Linked DNA regions of Homo sapiens: region 1 is linked to region 2. Evidence: read pairs that join two places in POLR2A ChIA-PET (ENCODE). Cell type or tissue: CD4-positive, alpha-beta T cell. All regions are shown on one strand. Links, peaks and the distances in the headings refer to the core of each region. The heading gives the core; the rest is flanking DNA.

Region 1 (9,772 bases), core at 1,115-9,114, 790 kb after region 2:
CAGCCCCAGACCCCTGTCTGAACTGGCAGAAAGTGGGCAACCCTGCCAACTCTCCTGAGGCAGTCATAGAGAACAATTACAAATGCCACATCAGGGGGCCACAGACAGATTAATGGGTTATGTCAAGGATGGCAGTTTTATCTGTTTTGTCTTTAATGTCCATAGTGTAAAAATACTAAACATTAAAAAGCAATCACTCAGTATCTCACCATTGTATTTTTAAAATACAAAGAAAACCATTCAGCAGAGGGTGAGAGCATGTACCCTGGGTAAGCACGAGTGGGCATGAACTGGGGACAGAGGTGAGTCCTGGGGACATATAACTGGATGGAACAGCTGTGCATGTGAGCCTGGTTCTTGCTTGTTCTGACCCGACCCATTTTTCTGTTTTTCCTTTTTTTTTCCAGGCTTTCTCCATATTTACGTGCTTGTAACTCTGGCATGACCTTTGCTCCAGTCTCTACCAGAGGGCGGTGCCTGGATTGAAGTGGAAAAGCCCTGTTTTCCAGCCATGACCCAGGGAGCAAGCACTGACTCCTCAGGGGAACAGGAGACCTGCCAACTAGGACCCTGGGAGCCCCCATGCTGGCAGTGCCCTGGGTCATCTCAGGCTCATCAGCAAATCCTGGGGGGAGAGCGGGGCTGGAGGGCGAAGAAGCCCAGGAGAGTTCCTGGCTCAGAACCCCTCTCTGAGGCTCCCAATACAGAGCCCAGGCCCCACACCCAGGGCCTCTGAGTATTTTTGTTTATTGTATGTAAAATACTAGTGTATTTTTGTTTAAGTCTCACAGGTAAACAGGTTCTCTCATACTTTGCCAAGGGAAATGTGATCTGTGCAATTTGGCAATAACTATCAGAATTTTAAAAGCTTATGCCCTTTGACCTAGTAATTTCACTTCTAAGAATTTCCCCTGCAGAGATATGTATATCTTGTATGAAATGAAGAGGCTACGAAGACAGGCAACGCCGCAGTGTTTATAATAGCGAAGACCAGACACAACCCACATGTCTAAAGGTTCTGATTTTTAAAACTGTAGTATATCTGTACAATGAGCACTCCACATCCTTTAAGAATGAGGAAGGGCTGTGTGAACTGAAATGGAACTATCTCTAAGATTTATTAAGTTAAAAAAATTCAAGAGTAGCACAGTGTGTAGGGTATGCCATCATTTGTATGATATAAGGTCGTATATCTGCCATCTCAAATGAGGAACAGTGGTTGCCTCTGGGAAGGGAATTGGATGGCTAGGAATGGGGTAGGAAAGAGGTTTGCTTTTCAGAACATTTTATACTATTTAAGTTTTGTAACAAGTGCATCTATTTTGACTTAAAAGATAAAAAATGAAAAGGAAAGGCTCCACTAGTGATTCTGATGCTCACAAAGATTAAGAACCAATGCGAATGAGGAACTCATGACACCGCCCAGGAGACAGTGAACATATCTCTTCAAATATCAAAAACCTTTCAGCAGAGGGTGAGAACATGTGCCTGGGGTAAGCATGGGTGGGCATGAGCTGGGTACAGAGGTGATTCCCAGGGACATACAACTACCTTGCCCTCCTGGGATCAGGTCTTCCTCCCACCTTAGCCTCCCATATTGTTGGGACCACAGGCATGCACCACCACACCTGGTTAATTTTTTTTTTTTTTTTTTTTTTGTAGCGACAGAGTCTCGCCATGTTGCCTAGGCTGGTCTCGAACTCCTGGGCTCAGGCAATCCTTCTGCCTCGTCCTTCCAAAGTGCTGAGATTACAGGCATGAGCCACTGCACCCAGCCTGACAGTAGCTTTTAATCTCTGGACTCTCATCACCGTTTGGACTGTGAGCTGTGGTTCTAGCTCTTGGATCTGATGGGCATCTTCCCTCAAATATGTCAGTTTCTCTCTCCAGGTCCCTTGCTTTGTCTTCCTTTTTGCCTCCTCGGGCCTGATACCTTTCTCTGGGCTTCTCTACTCTGCCCCGAGCTGCCTAGTTTTGCGAATAATGTCACATCCAGATGTCAGCAGCCCTGATGTCCATGTGACAATGCTCCCTTGCTGTCCATGTGACAATGCTCCCTTGGTGTCCCAGTGACAGATTTTCCCATGCTTCACCCTCTCTCTTTTTTAATTTTTTTTTCTGTACACAGCTCTCAGTCAAGCCCCTTGAGCTGCCTCCAACTGTTTGCTCATGTCTGTTCCCAGCAATCTTTTCCTCTTTTAGCACAATCTTCCTTAACTTACTAGTTTTTTGAAACAGAGCCTATTAGTCTTCACAGCGCTACCTTTCTGATCTCAGAGTTCACCAAAAAGCTTTTCCTCCCATCATGCCTGCCTCCCTTTCTTCAGGTCCGTTAGAGTCCACCGTGGCCTGTGTGGGAAGCAAGTCTCTCCCAGGGCACACATGAACAGACTTCATGCCCACATCCACAGTGAACAGTGGCTTCTGCCTTCCAGATGGGCTTACCCTAAATCAACACATATTCCTAGGATGTGGGAACATATGCAATACTTAAATGCACAGGCTCTGGGTTCAGACTCCCTAGGGTTAAATTCTCCCTGTGCCGGCTAGCTGCATGATTAGATTTGTGATCTTGACAAAGTTACCTAACGTCTCTGGGCCTCACTTTTCTCATCTGCAAAATAGGGAAAATAGCAACACTTCTCCATAGGGGTGTGGTGAGGATAAAGAGTAGATGTAAATAAAGTGTTGAATGTAGAGCCTGGCACATATCAAGCTCTTAAAAAGCAATGGCCATTTTGTTATTTTTACCGCAACGACAACTGCAGTTATTATCTGGCTTCAGAGCTCTCTTTTTAAAAACAGTATTCCCTGGTTTTACACCCAGGTGCTAATACTATTCTATGAAGCTAATGTATAGAGACCATATCTTTTTAACAAACGTGTATATATGAGTCATTTCCGGCACATTTGATACACATCATCTCGTTTGGTCCTTAAAACAAGCCTAGGCCATAAGCAGGGTACGTGTTACCACTTTGCCATTCCTGTTTTACAGAGGCTTAGACACATTGAGAAGCTTTTCCATAGTCACTTAACAAGTGATGGGTGAAGCCAAATCAAGCCTTTAGATCTCCAAGCTCTTTCCATTAAACCATATAAATCACGGGTTGGCAAACTTTTTCTGCAAAGGGGACAGATAGTAAATAGTTTAAGCCTTATGGGCCACATGCTGTGTCTGTTTCATATTCTGCTCCTTTTTTATTTTTATTTTTTTTAAGAAAAGACACCCTTTAAACATATAAAAACCATTCTGAGCAACAGGCTGGTGCTAAAAACAGGTCATGGTAACCATTGGCTCTAGGGTTGTAGTTTACTGTTGATATAGATTGTACACTGATAAGCCAAAATACAAACCTAATGAAACTGACATACTTAAGGAACTTTACTCTTTGTTAGCAATCATTGTTAATATTTATTGAATGGTGACTACGTGGGAAATGCTGTTCCAAGTGTGATAGATATATTAACTTACTTAATCCTCACACCCACTCTAATTTCCTAAGTACTATTGTCAGACTCATTTTACAGACAGGAAAAGCAAGGCATAGAGAAGGTAAGTAACTTTTCCGAGGTCACATGGCTATTAAGTAGCAGAGCTGTGATTCAAATATAAGCGGTTTGGCACCAGATCCTGTGCACTTAACCGCTTGCATCTCGGTTGGGAGCACTGACTGGTTCAGCTATTGGGAGGGAAGAAAGGGGATGGGGAAGCCACATAACCCCTAGGAGATTCTGTAATAAATATGCTTCAGAGCCATTCACCTTGAAGCTGAGGAGGCATGGAAGCAGGCCACCTGTGTTCTGTACAGCATCACCAGGCTGGAAATCTGCCATGGCTTTCCTTCACGCCATCACAAGAGGATACAGATGAGGCTGCAGAGGCATCTTGATTTGAGAAAAGCATTTGACTGGATCTCATTAAATTTTAATCATTAACTGAATTCAAAATAAATTGAAAACTGGTTGACAGAGCACCAACAAAGGGTGATGATAAATGGTGATGCATCTAGAGGGGAGCTATCTTCCAGGGGACAACTCTAAGGCAAGGACGGATGGGATTTAATGAAGGTGTTATGTCCCCAGAAGAAGACAAATAGCACAGCAAGGAACAGAGGAAGGACAGGAGTGAGCAGCCTGAGTAATTAATAAACCATATTAACAGCTCCTCCATAATCAGGCCTTGGTGATCACAACTGCTTGGATTTTTTCTTAAGCTTTCTTTGAGTCAGGAATAGGTTTGAAGCGTCCTAGAGACACACAGCATGAATATTTCAGGTGGACATTAAAAAGAAATCTATAAATTTACAGCTGGGAGGATCCTGAGATCTACTTCGGATCAGAAACTTTCAATTACAAGATTCCCAAGGCCTTACTTCATTCCCCAGAGAGTAATCTTTTTAATAAATGTCCAAAAGTCATGGATTTAAAAAAAAATCTTTAAACTCATTAATGTCCTTTGTTTCCTGCCCAAATGCATGCAAACTTTCATAACACTGGTTTGCTGAGTGGAAGGTTGGTTTTGAGTGAACTGTTTGGCTCAGATTCAAACTCCAATGAACAAATACTTCCAAGTTTACTTGCTGAATTTCCCATACAGAGAAGTTCTTCCACTGGGCTTGCCAGAGGATTTGAAACAGTGGTGAGCCCTGGAAGGAAGGGAATATTTACTGGCCCTTGGACATAAACCCAGCACAGTAAGACTCACATCAGGCTGAAGGCAGTGCAGTATGAACCGACCTGATTTGAGGAAGTTTGCTCTGGGACTCCTCTGAGCTACTAAATGAGGAGGAGAAGGACTAATGGGAACACACTGACTCCATCACATTAGAAGTTATAATAAACATTTAGAGAACAACCTCAAACCAGCCCATGTTTTTTTTTTTTTTCTGTCGTTGTCATTGTTTTGGTTTTTGTTTTTTTGTTTCTTCAGATAAGATGGTTTCTCTAAGCACATGTGTGATCCCTAATTCAGCCACAGCCACGGAGTGAAGGAGAGGAAGGGGTAGAAAGGAAAAACCAAGAGAGGAAGAGGAAGGGAGAGAAAGGAAGGAAGGAGAACGGAAGAGAAGTAAGGAAAGTGGGGAAACGCTGAAGGATTTTTTTGTATTTGCCTTTTATTGGTGTAGGAGAGACACTTATTTACTTGTAATTTGTATGTAGTGCTGGGTATGAGAAGGGGCAGTTGGAAGAGAAGGGAAAGAATGAATATAGGTGAAAGGTAAGAGTGTCATAGGGTAAGCTGGGAGGCCAGGAAGAGTTTGGACAGACAGCTCAGAGTAGGAAGAGAGTTCAGAGCGGGGAGGGAGACCTGTTGACTCTGGGAAGGGGAAAGGGAAAAAACACTGGCATCCTGACTGCAGGGAAACAATGAGGCAGCGGAGAGCAAGTATCCCTCATTGCTGAGGGAGCTGCCAAGACCCCAGGCAGCCTCAGTCTGTGGGGTGCGGCCTGTGGGGTGCGAGGAGAGGGGCACAGGCTGGGAGCTCCGGTCAGTCCTGGCCCTCCTAAAGGGCTTGAGTTCAGCTGCCTTATCAGGGAACCAAGCCAAACCAGCACAGACCTAAGGATCACCCCATGGATGGAAGCCCACCCTTCTTCAGCCAGTCTACAACTCCTGGTATCCGGGAAGGTCTGTGCACACACAAGGTGTGCACACACACACACACACACACACACACAAGGCGTGCACACACAGCTACAGAGTGAGCTGAGTAGTCACAGCCAAGCACATGTGTGCTTCTAGGAGGCCTGCTGGGCACGGGAGGCAAAGACCATAAGTGGGAGAAAGGACAGCCTGAGTTTCATGAACTAAAAATATCTTGGTGACAACGCATTGGGAAGAAACAGGAGAGGCCCGGGGGGCAGCTTCTTGATTCCAGTCCTCAGACACTTTCTCATGGAAAAATCCTTCAGACTGCAGGATTGTTTTGATAAGGAAATGTGATCAAACATTAGGGGTCATTTCATTGGATCTGAAAGGAATTTAAAGTTGAATATGCCTCATCTGTGTTCACTCTTTTTTTTCTGCAGCAGTTGCCTGCAATTCATATATGTTTTTAGAAGCTAATTTAAAATTGCCTGCAGAAGAAAAATGATTTGAATTCAGGATATTCCTGAGATTTCCATTCTACAACGTGTAAAACAAAGATTTCATTTAGACAAACTACCCCACCATAATCTTTCTGAATGCCTGTTGAAGAATGCCTGCAGATATGACTGTCTTCTCCTCTTCTTTTTCTTTTCAGAGCATTTGAAAGTCACTAACTCCTTAATCCCAGGAGAAGCAGGCTTTAACATTTCCTGTCTCTACACCTTCCAAAAATGAGTAACCCTGAGTTAAGAACCTTTCTATCCGACATGTTGGTACATTACTCAGACCTCACTTCTGTTTAACCCACCCCATGCAAGGAACAGAGCAGAGTAACTACATTATCCATCTTTTGATGCTCCATCATGGAGTGACTGGTAGCTGCAGCAGCAGATTAAGAATGACTGTGGTGTGTGGCCTTTAAGGATTAGAGCGAGGCTGGCAAGTGCACAACAGTTAGCCTGCTTTCAGATAATGGTGCATCGTTGTTTGAAAATAAAATCAGGAACTCATTGCAGGTGAAATATCTTGAAATTCCTGTCCTTTCATCCCAGGGGAATAGAGAGAAATGCCTAAAAACATGACACGGACTACACCAGGACATCCCACAGAAACCAAAAGTCCTGCACCAGCCCATCCCAGTCAGCTAGGGCCTGTTTGAACTGTATTGATGGCAAGTAATTGCCAAAAAGAAACAATGACAATTTTTTTTTAAGTCACGGTCTGGAAAAAGTTAAGGATTCTGTGTATCCGCCATCTAATAATGTCTCTAATCACAGTCATCACCCTTACATGGTATTAGGATGTGTTTCATAGTTTCCCTTCCCCTCCCATTAAAGGCCCCACACACAGTGACTGGTCCAGCTGAGGAGTGGTTTCCAGGTCCAGCTACAGCAGTAACTCTGGCTTCTGGAGCTGGGCTTGTCTGCCAGTTCTCTGGCCTGCCTTGACTCTGTGGACAATAGCACAGACTATCCTTCCTGGGTAACCCAAATGGGACATGAACTAATTCGAGAAACTCCCTGTTTTCTCCTATTTGGCTAGAGCCAGTAATAAGGCCTCAATTCCAGGCAGCCCTCCCGCAGAGACACGTGTCTCCCAGCCTTTCGCCCTGACTGCTGCTTTACCTCTTGCCTTGAGAGCAGACGAGTGAAACAGAAATCAAAGCAGTTGACATGGAAGGGGGGTGAGCACCTACTAGGCATTTGGTAGCATGCTGGATTCTGGGAGGTAGAAAAATATCAGGAAACAAAGTCCTTTCCTCAAGGGGGTAACCAACTGGTAGTGGGAGGTAAAATTAAAATATGTGAATAATCGGTAAACAAAACAAGTCTTGAAGACCACCCATTACCACTACCCCTCTGGGACTATCCTGGCTTTGTTTTATAAGGGAATTTGACACACTCATGTTAGATCACCACCCCCCATCAATTTACTGATGAAGAAATCCAGGCTTAGTGGAGTCAGAGTGAATTGCCTAAGTCATGGAACCACAAGAAGTGAAGAACTTGAAACCAAGTTTCTTGTCCTTTTAAAAAATTTGGCCTCTTGTTCTCCTGTTCCTTTAAAAAAAAAAAAATCCCCCTATTCTAAGATACCATCTTGAACTTGAAAGTCACAAGAAGCTTGATTAGCTTCTAAGATCAAGTTCTGGCATTTCTCCCCCTTGTTCCCAAAGGCTCCGTCCAGCGCCAGGCTGGGAGGGCTGGAGGGCGGCTGCGGAGAGGGGCCGGGAGGCGGCTCACAGCCAGCACAGAGCTCAGCAGAACTTCCTGGCCCAAAAATGTGCTGTTGATTTTTTTCCCCCCTGCACGAAACAAGGATTGAGAAAACTGCCACTGACGTGTTCTGGGGCTGAAAGCCAATTACTTAATCTTTGCCATCCCTGGCTCTCTCTTTGGAGAAGTGGGGCTTGAATTCTTGAGAGAAACTTGTGGGGACACTAAGTACCCAAACGAATGGTTCCCAGGCAGCTCCGAGCTGTCCCCGTGTGCGAGCCTCCTCTCCTCAAAGGGTTAACCCGGCGGGGCTCGCTGGCCTGAAATACTATACTAGCAACACATCCTTGCAGCACAAACTTCACTGTCATTTTCTCAGCTAAGATGGTCTCTGTGCGAACAAGTTAAAGGAGGGGAGACGAACACAGAGGAAAGTAGAGGCAGAATGTTTCAGTAAAGGAGAAACAGCGTGCTTTGGGAAATAGGTCAGAGGTGAAGAAATAAGACCAGGCAAGTGGCAACTCCGAATAACTTACCTTAGATCCACCACGGACAGACAGACTGGGCCCGGAGGGTAGTCGGCTCTCGGCGGCTTCTCGTCTCCCTCCACCTTCTCCGGGCCCAGGTAAGTAGAAGAACAGGCTCTGAAGCAGGAAGTGGAAGCTGTATGCAAATTTCTACGGAGCCTAGGAAGCCTCTGCTCAAAATCTCCCTGTGGGCAGTGAATCAACGGCTGAGGAGTCACTTTATTTCTTAAAACAGAAACCTCCTTCATTCATGAGAAAGGGCCAGTGACCAATTAGGCGGCATTTTTGTTTTCGCCACCCAGCTAAGAAGCTGCCCAGGAGTGGGCAGAACCTCAGTGTAGTCGCAGTGCCCTCGCCTGGGAGGGTGTCTCCGGGAGGAGATTGAACTCGAATGTTAAGAATTAGTAATCATTAGCAGCTCCAAAGGAGGGGATTGTGGGCAGATAATGGGGAAGAAGAGGGAGTCGAGCTTCTTCCACCTCCTCTAACTGCTTAAAACATCAGCATTGCCGAGCGCGGTGACTCACGCCTGTAATCCCAGCACTTTAGGAGGCCGAGGCGGGAGGATCACGAGGTCAGGAGATCGAGACCATCCTGGCTAACAAGGTGAAACCCCGTCTCTACTAAAAAATACAAAAATTAGCCGGGCGTAGTGGCGGACGCCTGTAGTCCCAGCTACTCGGGAGGCTGAGGCAGGAGAATGGCGTGAACCCGGGAGGTGGAGCTTGCAGTGAGCCGAGATCGCCACTGCACTCCAGACTGGGCGACAGAGCGAAGACTCCGTCTCAAAAAAAAAATTTAAAAAAACCCAAAAAATCAGTATTTGCTGCCCATAACCACTGGGGGGGTGGGGGGGGGCTCACTGACCATGCTCCTGGACACACGTGTACACACAGCATACACATGCCTGTGGCTTGTGCACACACACCACCCTATTGTCAGGCACAAAAAAAGTGGTTAATTTTAAGAACACACACACACACATACATACACATGCACACATGCACACTAACCTCCTCTGGCTGCATTTTCCTGACCTCAAGATTTTTTTTCTCCCCTTTCCTTCCCATTGTTTAATCAGTAGCCTGCAGAATTTATTGCATGAAGGAGCGCTGCAGGCAGGATGATACCCAGCGATGTGAACAGAGAGAGAGAGAGACAACTGCCTTTCGGGGCAGCAGTCAGTAATGGGAGCAGTGTTAGCTGGAGCTTTGGAGTCAGGAGGACCTGGGTACGAACTCAGCCATGTCACTGGCCAGCTGGGCGCCCTGGGCAGACACACCATGCTCCTGGTGCTGGACTTGTCTGCCTGTTGAAGGGGTCCAAGTGTCAGTCCACTCAGCCGGCTATCTCTCTACTCTCATCAAGGGGACAGGCCCCAGAGCATCCCTGTTCAGATTGTACCAGGTTCTGCTCAAGCAGGATACAGGAAGCAG
Region 2 (9,772 bases), core at 1,083-9,082:
GCAATTACTAAAAACTTCGTTTTTTAAGAAAAGTAAATAAACTTGCGTTTTTAAAGGAATTTGGTCTGCTTTTAAAATCAGTGGAGCATCTTTACCAATTAAAGGCATTTTTAATTGAATATAATTTTGTGTATTATGTGACCAACTCTGTACAAGGCACTGGACAGAATGATGATCCTTTTGCAGCTAGTAATTTATGAGGCATATTAGTATCACTTACAGTGACTTTACATATGTAAGAACAAAGGGGTAGAAACACAGCTGAGGAGTACACCGAGTGATTAAGAGAAGGCTTCAAGGAGGAAAGCTATTTGAGTTGGGTATTGAAGTATGAGTTTTACAGGTTTGTAAGGATAAGGGAAAAGGGGGAGGGAAGAATGGCACAGCAACACCATTCTAAAGTGAATGTAGAACAAAGAAAATGAGACATGAAAGGACTTAAGTACCAGAAAATACGAGTTCAATGCTACAGAAGTATATAGCTTAAATGCAACTGGAAAAAAGAAATGGTGGCAGGTATAAAGACTACAGACTTCAGGGTCTGAATGTAAATGTCTTTACATGACAAACTAAGGAATTAAAATTGGATCTAAGTCTCAAGTATGAATCATGCAAGGAGAGAAGAGAAAGAGATGAGATTGGATCTGATAGTATAAGCCATAGCAAACGTATAGCTTTCCAAAAAGAGATATGACATGATTGATTTTATAGGAAAATGACACTAGCAGCAATTTGGATCTTGGACTATAGTGAGAGACCAACCAGCTACTATCCAAATCAGAAATAATGGCCAAAAGTGTTGACAGTGAGGATGAAGAAAAAAACAGATGAAAAGCAGCAGCATGGCCAGGTAAGGTGGCTCACGCCTATAATCCCAGCACTTTGGGAGGCCGAGGCAGGTGGATCACCTGAGGTTGGGAGTTCGAGACCAGCCTAACCAACATGGAGAAACCCCATCTCTATTAAAAATACAAAATCAGCCAGGCGTGGTGGTGCATGCCTGTAATCCCAGCTACTCAGGAGGCTGAGGCAGGACAATCGCTGGAACCCAAGAGGCGGAGGTTGCAGTGAGCTGAGATCGCACAATTGCACTCCAGCCTGGGCAACAAGAGCAAACTCCATCTCAAAAAAAAAAAAGAAAAGAAAAAAGAAAAGCAGCAGCTACATGTAGTAGAATCTACAGTCCTGCACTCCCACTTTGTAAATGTCCTGTATATGTGATAATTTCCCTTTTCCATATTTTTTTTTGGTATAAATGCACTTTTGGCATGCAAAAAGGTTTATACAGTAAGTTATCAAGACTGGAGGTAAGATGGCCTTTTTTTGTTTTTCCTCCCATGGTATTAGGAAGGAAAATGCAAGAACTCTTGAGTTAGATGTGGATTACAGGCTATCTCTGCTGTGACACTATGAGCATGACAGTTAACCTCTCAAAGCTCTAGGTTTCTCATTTGTAAAAAGAGGAAATTGAACTAGATGATCTAAAACTTTGGAAAGTTCTAATCCTCTGATGATACTGACAAATCTTTAATCTTCTGTAAGTGTCCAACAAAAATGCAAATACAATAATCTAACTACAAACCGATTGTGAAAAACCCATCAAACACAGGCAAATACTATTGTACCTATTAGCTATATGCATCTACATGTACTCATTGTGAAGAATTTCATGACATACATTAAGTTATGTAGTCATCAACCACTCATTTGAAACCCTGACAAAACAAACTCTGTAAGCTGTGTCAGCCATGCAAGGCACCACGCTCGGCTAATTTTTGTATTTTTAGAAGAGACGGGGTTTCGTCTTGTTGGCCAGGCTGGTCTCCTGGTCTCAGGTGATCCACCTGCCTCGGCTTCCCAAAGTGCTGGGATTAAAGGTGTGAGCCACGGCGCCCGGCCAACAAAAGAACTTTTTAACAATATTCCTTTATCGATCAAATTTTTAAATGTTTCTAACTGGAAAAATGCAGTCTTGAAATTTGTAACCATAAATTGTCATGTGCGACTTCTTAATAATGAAGAAAATTTATTTTATGAATTCTTGCTTGTATTAAAAAGTTCAGAAATATTCTGAACTTGTTTCTCTTCAAGAGTAACATTTGGCTGGGTGTGGTGGCATGAGCCTGTAATGCCAGCACTTTGGGAAGCCAGGAGTTCAAGACCAACCTGAACAACACAGCAAGACCCTGTCTGTAAAACGAAAAAACAAAAAAAGAACAACTTTTAAACCGGATTTTTTTTTTTTTTTAAAGTAAAAGAGAGTTGGAGGTCCAGCATGATGGCTCACACTTGTAATCCCAGCATTTTGGGAGGCTGAGACAGGAAGATCACTTGAGCCCAGGAGTTCAAGACTAGCTCTGGCAACACAGCAAGACCCGGTCTCTACAAAAAATATTCAAAAGTATAAATATTAAATAAAAAGGAGAGTTGGGTCAAAAGCCTCTCTTCCTGCAAAACAAAAAGGTGAACAAATAACTTTTTTTTTTTTTTGAGACAGAGTCTCGCTCTGTCGCCCTGGCTGGAGTGCAGTGGCGGGATCTCGGCTCACTGCAAGCTCCACCTCCCGGGTTCACGCCATTGTCCTGCCTCAGCCTCCCGAGCAGCTGGGACTACAAGTACCCGCCACCATGCCCGGCTAATTCCTTTTGTATTTTTAATAGAGACGGGGTTTCACCATGTTCACCAGGATGGTCTCGATCTCCTGACCTCGTGATCCACCCGCCTCGGCCTCCCAAAGTGCTGGGATTACAGGCGTGAGCCACCGCACCCGACCCAGAGAATATTTTTAATTAAAGGTGAAAAACTCAGATGTAAATCTTGCATTTCCAGCCTCTTATAAATTTGTGATATAATTAATATTGCCTAAAGTCATACTTCAAGGGAAATAACATTTTGCTAACTGTAGTATTAAACTTTTCTAATGATATTTTATTTCTTCTAATGTTTCTTCTAAAGACCTGAACAATGTTTTGGTTATATACTACATTATATATACCAGAATCATTTATCTTTAATGTAACCTATGTGATTTCTGGCTCCCTAAAATAGCATTATGCATTTTCTGAGTTAACCAAAATAAAATCTAGAAAGAGCTAAACTGTAATCTACCATGATCGGAGTGTAAAATCCTTTACTATGCAAATCTGCCCACTGTTTAAAACAGTAAAAAAAAAAAAAAAAAAAAATTTAACATGAACCCAAAGGACACAGATGTTCTTTCAAATTGCTGGTATCAATGAACATAAAATTAATCCCACTACCAACCCACAAGAGACGTGGGTGTTTACTGTAAAGTTGCAAATCTCAACCAGATCTTTCATCCAGGAAAAAAGCCTTTATTACGGTTTTTCTTATACGTAATACAGTGATTTAAACTAATGCTTTCAGATCCTGAGAGGTTTTTTTTTTTTTTAGAAAAAAAGCATTATATTTTGAAGACACACAAACTAATCTTACTCTAGTAAAGAAGCTTTATTAATTCTAATTAACAAATTTCACTCAAAAAGGAAGTGTATTCGAATCAAGTACTTTATTAGAGGGGAAAAATATTCAAAAAGAATAGAAGCAAGAATTATCTGGTTTTTGTTGTAAGCCCATACTATTCAAATACAATTCAGAAGCAGAATTTTTAACTTCTCAAAAGTTCCCTAATAAAAGAAAGCTATTTTAACAAAAAAAACACTAAGATACATTTTTTAAAACCAAAAGTATACCACAAAGTTAGCATGAGGAGTATGGGAAAAACCCACCTCAGATTTATTAACAATGTCCAAACGGAAAACTGGATGTGCTTTCCCCAAATATAACTGATAAAATTCCCACAAGAACACTAGTATAACAGGTGGAGTGGATATTCCAAAACCAAAATATGTTAATTATAGTATCTCACATTCCATGATAAGCATTCAAGGACACCTGGTAATTAAAGGAATTATGAGAAACAACTGAGTACCTTAAGGCCTGTTCAGTTACAAAAGAAAAAAAAAATTCTGCAATAATAATAATCCTTTACACTTGGATAGCACTTTGCAATTTTCACGATACCTTATGACAAAACACTTTATAATAGAGTTGTTTTATGAAGTTAGTGCATACGCACACAACGTACTTTAGTCCTAGAGTTCATATACCAACCACATCAAATTATAACAGCACGCACAAAGATAAGCGGCACTTCAAATTTTACTAATGTCATTGTGGCTGATCATCACTTTATTCAGAAATGGTCCGTTACAATCCTCTTCCGTAGAGTTTGACTCTCTTTAAAGTCTATGCTGGACAGGGCATCTTCCTGGGTCCCTAGCTTTGGGGGAGGGTAATTCCTGCCAGGAAGCTGGTTCCACCAGTCCTGCTGTAGCTGCTGTCTGCCCTCCAGGACCAAGAAAGGACAGGTATTCTCAGTACATTATCCAGCTCTTCTTAAGAGGACAACCAGTAAAGGCTTCCCAAGGTGTTCCTACAGTTCTCCCTCAACTCCTAGGAAAACAAAGGTTCAGGCCCAGCTCTGTCACTTCGTATTCCGTTCTTGATAATATAGGTACTCCATAAGCCCCAGCCCACAGTCATCTGGCAGAGGATGGAGTGGAGGACATAATACCCAAGATACCCAAGGGGCTGCAAGGTAAAGGGTGGGTAGCAGAGAATTCAGCCAACTCTTAAGTTGCCGCTTGCGAAACGCAGCTAGCCCATCAGGTCTCCTTCGAAGGGGGAAGGTACGCAATTCAGAATGTGAGAATGAGAAACCCGGGACGCCGGGCATACAACAGGGATGGGAGGACTGCATAGAGAAGCCAACGGGCCGGCCAGCCCGAAGGGCGGAGATCGCTGCTGGGGGCGGCGGTGCCCAGCGGGTCAGAGCCGTGGGGCTGGCGAGGACCCCAGGCCGCGTTCGCCCGACAGGCTCCCCGGCGAGGTTTCAAACCGCCGCCCCCGCGAGGCGCTCAGCCGATTGGAAGTTCCACAACGACCGTCACTACCCAGGGCCGGAGCGGCAACTCCGCAGCGGAGCTCTGCCTGCCCGCTGCGTTCCCCCAAGAGACTAGACCCCACAAACTCCTCCTCCACCGCGGTCCCAACTCGAGTCCCCCCGCCGTCTCCGAGCACTCGGAGGGCGCCCCTCTGGGACGGGACCGACGCCTCGGACCGGGCTGCGCCGCGGGAGTTCGAGGTACGCGACGGGGCCGCGCGGGGGAGGCGGGCGGAACGGGCGCCCCTCGGAGTCGGTGTCCGGACGCAACCCCGCGACCCCCTCCGCCTCGCCCCTCGGGCACGGCCCGACTGGGATCCGACCCACCCATCCCGCCAGGTCGCGGGCAGGGCGAGGACCCGAGCGAGCCTACTCCTCCCGCCCCTGCTCTTACCCATCTTTCCGCCTCGCCTTGTAGACGTGACCGTAGGTGCCGCGTCCCACTTTGCACCCTTCGTACTCAAACAAATCCTCCACCCGCTCCCGCTCCGCCGCCAGCTTCGCCTTGAAATCATAATCCATTGTCTGCTTCCCCCATAGAGGCACGGGACGCGGGGGCCGCCGCCGCTCAGTCCCTCCTCCTCCTCCCCCCGCGACCGCCGCTCCACTTCTCCAACAGCCGCCTCTCGCGCGCGCGCGCGCGCCGCCCGCCGCCCGCCGCTCCGCGGTCCGCCTTCAGCAAGGGACTCCTCGGCGGCCACAGCAGCCACCTCCTCCACCTCTTCCTCCTCCTCCTCCGCGACGGCGGCGGCGGCTCCCGCAGGCACCCCCAGTCCCGCCTCCCTCCTTCATTTCCTTGTTTTGGAACCTGGTGGGCCGCGCCGTGGCTTCCTCGAGCTCATTAGCGAACTCACTGGCCCGCCCCATGGTCGCGGAGGCTCCTGGGAAATGAAGTCGCGAAGGCCTCAGCGGCCTGGGCGGTTTTGCCGGCGTAAGAAATACAGCTCCCAGGTTACCTCGGGCCACCACAGCCTCGCCCCCACAAAGCATGCGCGCCTGCGTACCAGGGCCGCCCCTCCCCCTCAGGTAGCGCACGGCTCCCGGTTCCTGTGAAGGTAGAAAGCTCGAAGTTCCAGTGTGCTTTCTGCGGTTCTCGGGGAGACACTGGAAAGAAGTGCCTTACTCTAGTGGGAAGGGGATACTTCACTGTAACTAGCCCCACGCAGAGAGTATGGAAAGCATTAAATCAGCACCTTGCTGAAGGGTTGGCTGCAGTGACTCGGGAGGCGAGGGCTGGTGAGGACAGTTGTACCGCAGCTTGTTTCTTTTCTAGGGCAGTGGGTCCGCCTATTGCCCCGCCCCCCGTCCCGCTGCTCATTGGCGGGGGCTGGAGAATGACGTCCTCGTTGGTGCGTGGGTATCCCCAGGCTTTGGCTTCTTTCCCGCTCTTGATTGGTGATTGGATGTGCTCGGTTCTTCCTGATAGGTTGATCTTTTTTCTTTACGATGCAAAAACCGTATTTCAAAAACTGAACCTTCAGCAGTTTCCTAGAGCCTGCCTTGGCCAGAGGAGAACATGCAACTTCTGAGCCCCAGCAGCCAATCATCATTTTCTTGGCGCTGTAGTCAGCTTTCTCTTAGCATATGCGGTTCCCATAACCAGGCTTTGGCCATCTGTCTAAGGACAATTAAAAGTGCCTGGAGGAAGCCGCGTTTACGATCCTTTGGGTTGAATTGTAAAGGATTTTTTATGGTCTATGCATGATGTGAGGTTCTAGAATGTTTAAGAAAGCCCCTTTAGTTAGGGTGAACGTTGATTGATTTCATTGTGTTGGGGCTCAGGACACACTACCCCAAATTATAACTGAAGGAGTCCAGAATATGCCACCCCAAAATACGCCACTCTGGCATATTGATGTCTTTTAGCAAAATAAATTAAGATCCAGCCAACACAGGAAAATGCTTCACTTATCCCACTACTGCCTAAAATAAAGAATAACTCTTCCTTTGTAAAGAGAAATTTACATTTCTAAAGGAAATTTTCGTAATTAAAGGAATCTTACCAGAAAGAGAGCTGCTGCTAGTCAACTTGTATCATCTGAGATACTTTTATCTGCATAAAAGTCAACCTTTATTCACCTTAGACATTTTTTCCTCTTATCCTCTCTTAACTTGTCTCCACCACTCCTGGAAGCCCCAAACCCCACTTTTGTTTTGAAGAGACTGGCCTTGCTGTGTTGCCCAGGCTGGCGTCCAACTCCTGAGCTCAAGGATCCTCCTGCCTCAGACTCCTGAGTAGCTGGGATTACAGGTCCGTGCCACCATGCCGGGCCCCACTTCCTTTTTGAGGTCAGGATGTAATATAAGTGTCAAACATCTGGCCCTTCTTTGAGTCTCATATTTTGTGGGACTCTTGTGCATACATACGTAATTAAAACTTTTTCTCCTGTTAACCTGACTGGTATCAATTTAGTTTATAGACCAGCTGAAGAACCTAAGAGGGTTTCCTCCCCTGTAATGGTGAGCCTAATGTCCCAAATGTTTGGGATACACACTTAAACATGATTGGTGCTAGGATAGGACATAACACATTCATTAGGAGGACAAAGAAGGGAATTGTCAATTCTACCCAAAGTGGTAGATAAGGAAAGAATAGTGAACTGCCTGCTAGGTTTTGAAAGAAACTTGGAAAACTAGTGGGAGGGGGAATGATTTACCTTATTTGCTACATCACCCACTCCTGGAAAACTTCCTTAGACCTTGAGTCTCTTCAGGCTGGGTGCAGTGGCTCACACCTGTAATCCCAGCACTTTGGGAGGCCAAGGCGGGTGGATCACGAGGTCTGGAGTTCAAGACCAGCCTGGCCAAGACAGTGAAACCCTGCCTCTTATTAAAAATGCAAAAATTAGCCAGGTGTGGTAGCATGTGTCTGTAGTCCCATTTACTCGGGAGGCTGAGGCAGGAGAATCCCTTGAACCCGGGAGGCAGAAGTTGCAGTGAGCTGAGACCATGCCACTGCACTCCAGCCTGGGCAACAGAGCAAGACCCCGACTCAAAAAAAAATGGTATCTTTAATCAAGAAAAATCTCAGTTGCTCTTGTTGCCATGCACTATAATAACTGCTGGAGATAGCAGGAAAAAAATTAGTCTTTTTCCATTGGGGAATTAAACCTGAAAAAACAAATATGCAAGCAAATTAAAAATAAACTGTGGTTTAAAAGAGCACTGGTAGAATAGGCGGGGTTCTAAGTGAGTCAGGGTAGACTTCATGAAGTAGGTAGGTTTGAGCCAAATTTTTTTTTCACTCCAGCCCCATCTGCTGAGTGAGAGCCAAAATTTAAAGCATGAGTAAGCCTTTACTTGAAGGACAAGTCGAAGAGCAAGAAACAAGGAATTATTTCAGGTAGAACAGCATGTACATAAATCATGAGAGAACATCATATATTCTGAGAAATGCAACTAGTTTGAATATTACAGATTAAGACAGGAAAAAGTAATGGATAAGAAAATACTAAACAGATAAGCAGAGGTCAAATTATGAAAAGCTATTTATGTCAGGGAGAGGTTTTAGGTTTCATTATTCTGTCGACCTAAAAGGAAAAAGCTGGGGCAAAATTAATATAAGTAGAGAGTTTATTTGAGCCAAGCTTTAGAATTGCAACCCAGGAGTATAGATACAAGTTGCCCTGAATGTACACTCCAATCAGGAGCAGTTGCAAGTAGATTTTTAAAGGCAAAAAAAGGGGGATAGGAAGTGGGCTCAAAGTTGTTTGTGAGGAATTCTCATTGGTTTACAGGAATAACATTGATTAATGAATGAGCTATACATTGTTAAGATATAGGGTGTGGGTTATAGCATCTGGTGCAGCATTATTGGATTAATTTGTAGCTACTTGTGGCAATAGCAAGCATTTCAGGAGATGAATACATAGCTCAAGGGGAAAGTATCACCTGATTCCAGTATCTTATTTATATATATATTTATTTATTTATTTATTTATTTTGAGACAGAGTCTTGCTCTGTCACCCAGGCTGGAATGCTGTGGCGCGATCTCACCTCACTGCAGTCTCTGCCTCCTGGGTTCTAGTGATTCTCCTGTCTCAGCCTCCTGTGTAGCTGGGATTACAGGCATGTGCCACCAAGCCCAACTAATTGTATTTTTAGTAGAGACAGGGTTTTGCCATGTTGGCCAGGCTGGTCTTGAACTCCTGGCATCAAGTGATCCGCCCACCTTGGCCTCCCAAAGTGTTGGGATTATAGGCGCGAGCCTAATTCCTGTATTATTTTAATGTCTCTCTGTGCCTTATAATTTAAAAGGCCTCACATTCCTCAAATGAAAGTTTTTTTCTTTTCTCAATTCTGTAGGCAATAGGAAGCTATTACACACTTTTGAGCTAAGGAGAACTATAATCAGCCCTGAGTATTAAGCAAATTCTCTGACAAAAGTGTTCAGGTTCAATTGGAGGAAGGTGAGACTAGCAAAGAAGCTATTGCAATAGGACGGTAAAAACAACGATCTGGGCCGGGTGCAGTGGCTCATGGCTGTAATCCCACCACTTTGGGAGGCCGAGGTGGGCGGATCACCTCAGTCCAGGAGTTTGAGACCAGCCTAATCAACACGGAGAAACCCCGTCTCTACTACAAATACAAAATGAGCCGGGCGTGGTGGCGCATGCCTGTAATCCCAGCTACTCAGGAGGCTGAGGCAGGAGAATCACTTGAACCTGGGAGGCAGAGGTTGCAGTGAGCCAAGATTGCACCATTGCACTCCAGCCTGGGCAACAAGATCGAAACTCTGTTTCAAAACAAACTAACAAACAAAAAACAAGGATCTGAACCACGGAAGAGCAGCACTATAAGAAAAA

The links. ChIA-PET counts read pairs that join two places held together with the same protein. Peaks named below come from ENCODE experiments on the same cell type or tissue, not always from the same donor. Only the 100,000 strongest peaks of a DNase experiment are listed, where the experiment ranks them.
Region 1: POLR2A ChIA-PET joins it to region 2 with 13 read pairs; 3 of 35 experiments call an interaction of 5 or more read pairs at or near these places.

What each region holds. Positions count from the first base shown.
Region 1 is chr6:111,597,431-111,607,202 of GRCh38, forward strand. TRAF3IP2 (TRAF3 interacting protein 2) reads right to left here and starts at 8,448. Exons shown (of 9, transcript NM_147686.4): 1 at 8,346-8,448. It also overlaps TRAF3IP2-AS1. RefSeq lists enhancers at 8,157-8,226, 8,517-8,566, 9,412-9,772. In CD4-positive, alpha-beta T cell, for the core only: no CTCF peak of the experiment used is centred there; DNase peaks (open chromatin) are centred at 7,881 and 8,501; H3K4me3 peaks cover 2,285 bases; H3K27ac peaks cover 1,361 bases.
Region 2 is chr6:110,809,649-110,819,420 of GRCh38, forward strand. It overlaps CDK19 (cyclin dependent kinase 19), which reads right to left and starts at 5,821. Exons shown (of 13, transcript NM_015076.5): 1 at 5,361-5,821. The coding sequence starts at 5,488. It also overlaps a transcript of AMD1 not described here. RefSeq lists enhancers at 4,572-4,681, 4,916-5,468, 6,042-6,121 and a silencer at 5,092-5,401. In CD4-positive, alpha-beta T cell, for the core only: no CTCF peak of the experiment used is centred there; DNase peaks (open chromatin) are centred at 5,063, 5,843 and 6,303; H3K4me3 peaks cover 2,707 bases; H3K27ac peaks cover 1,925 bases.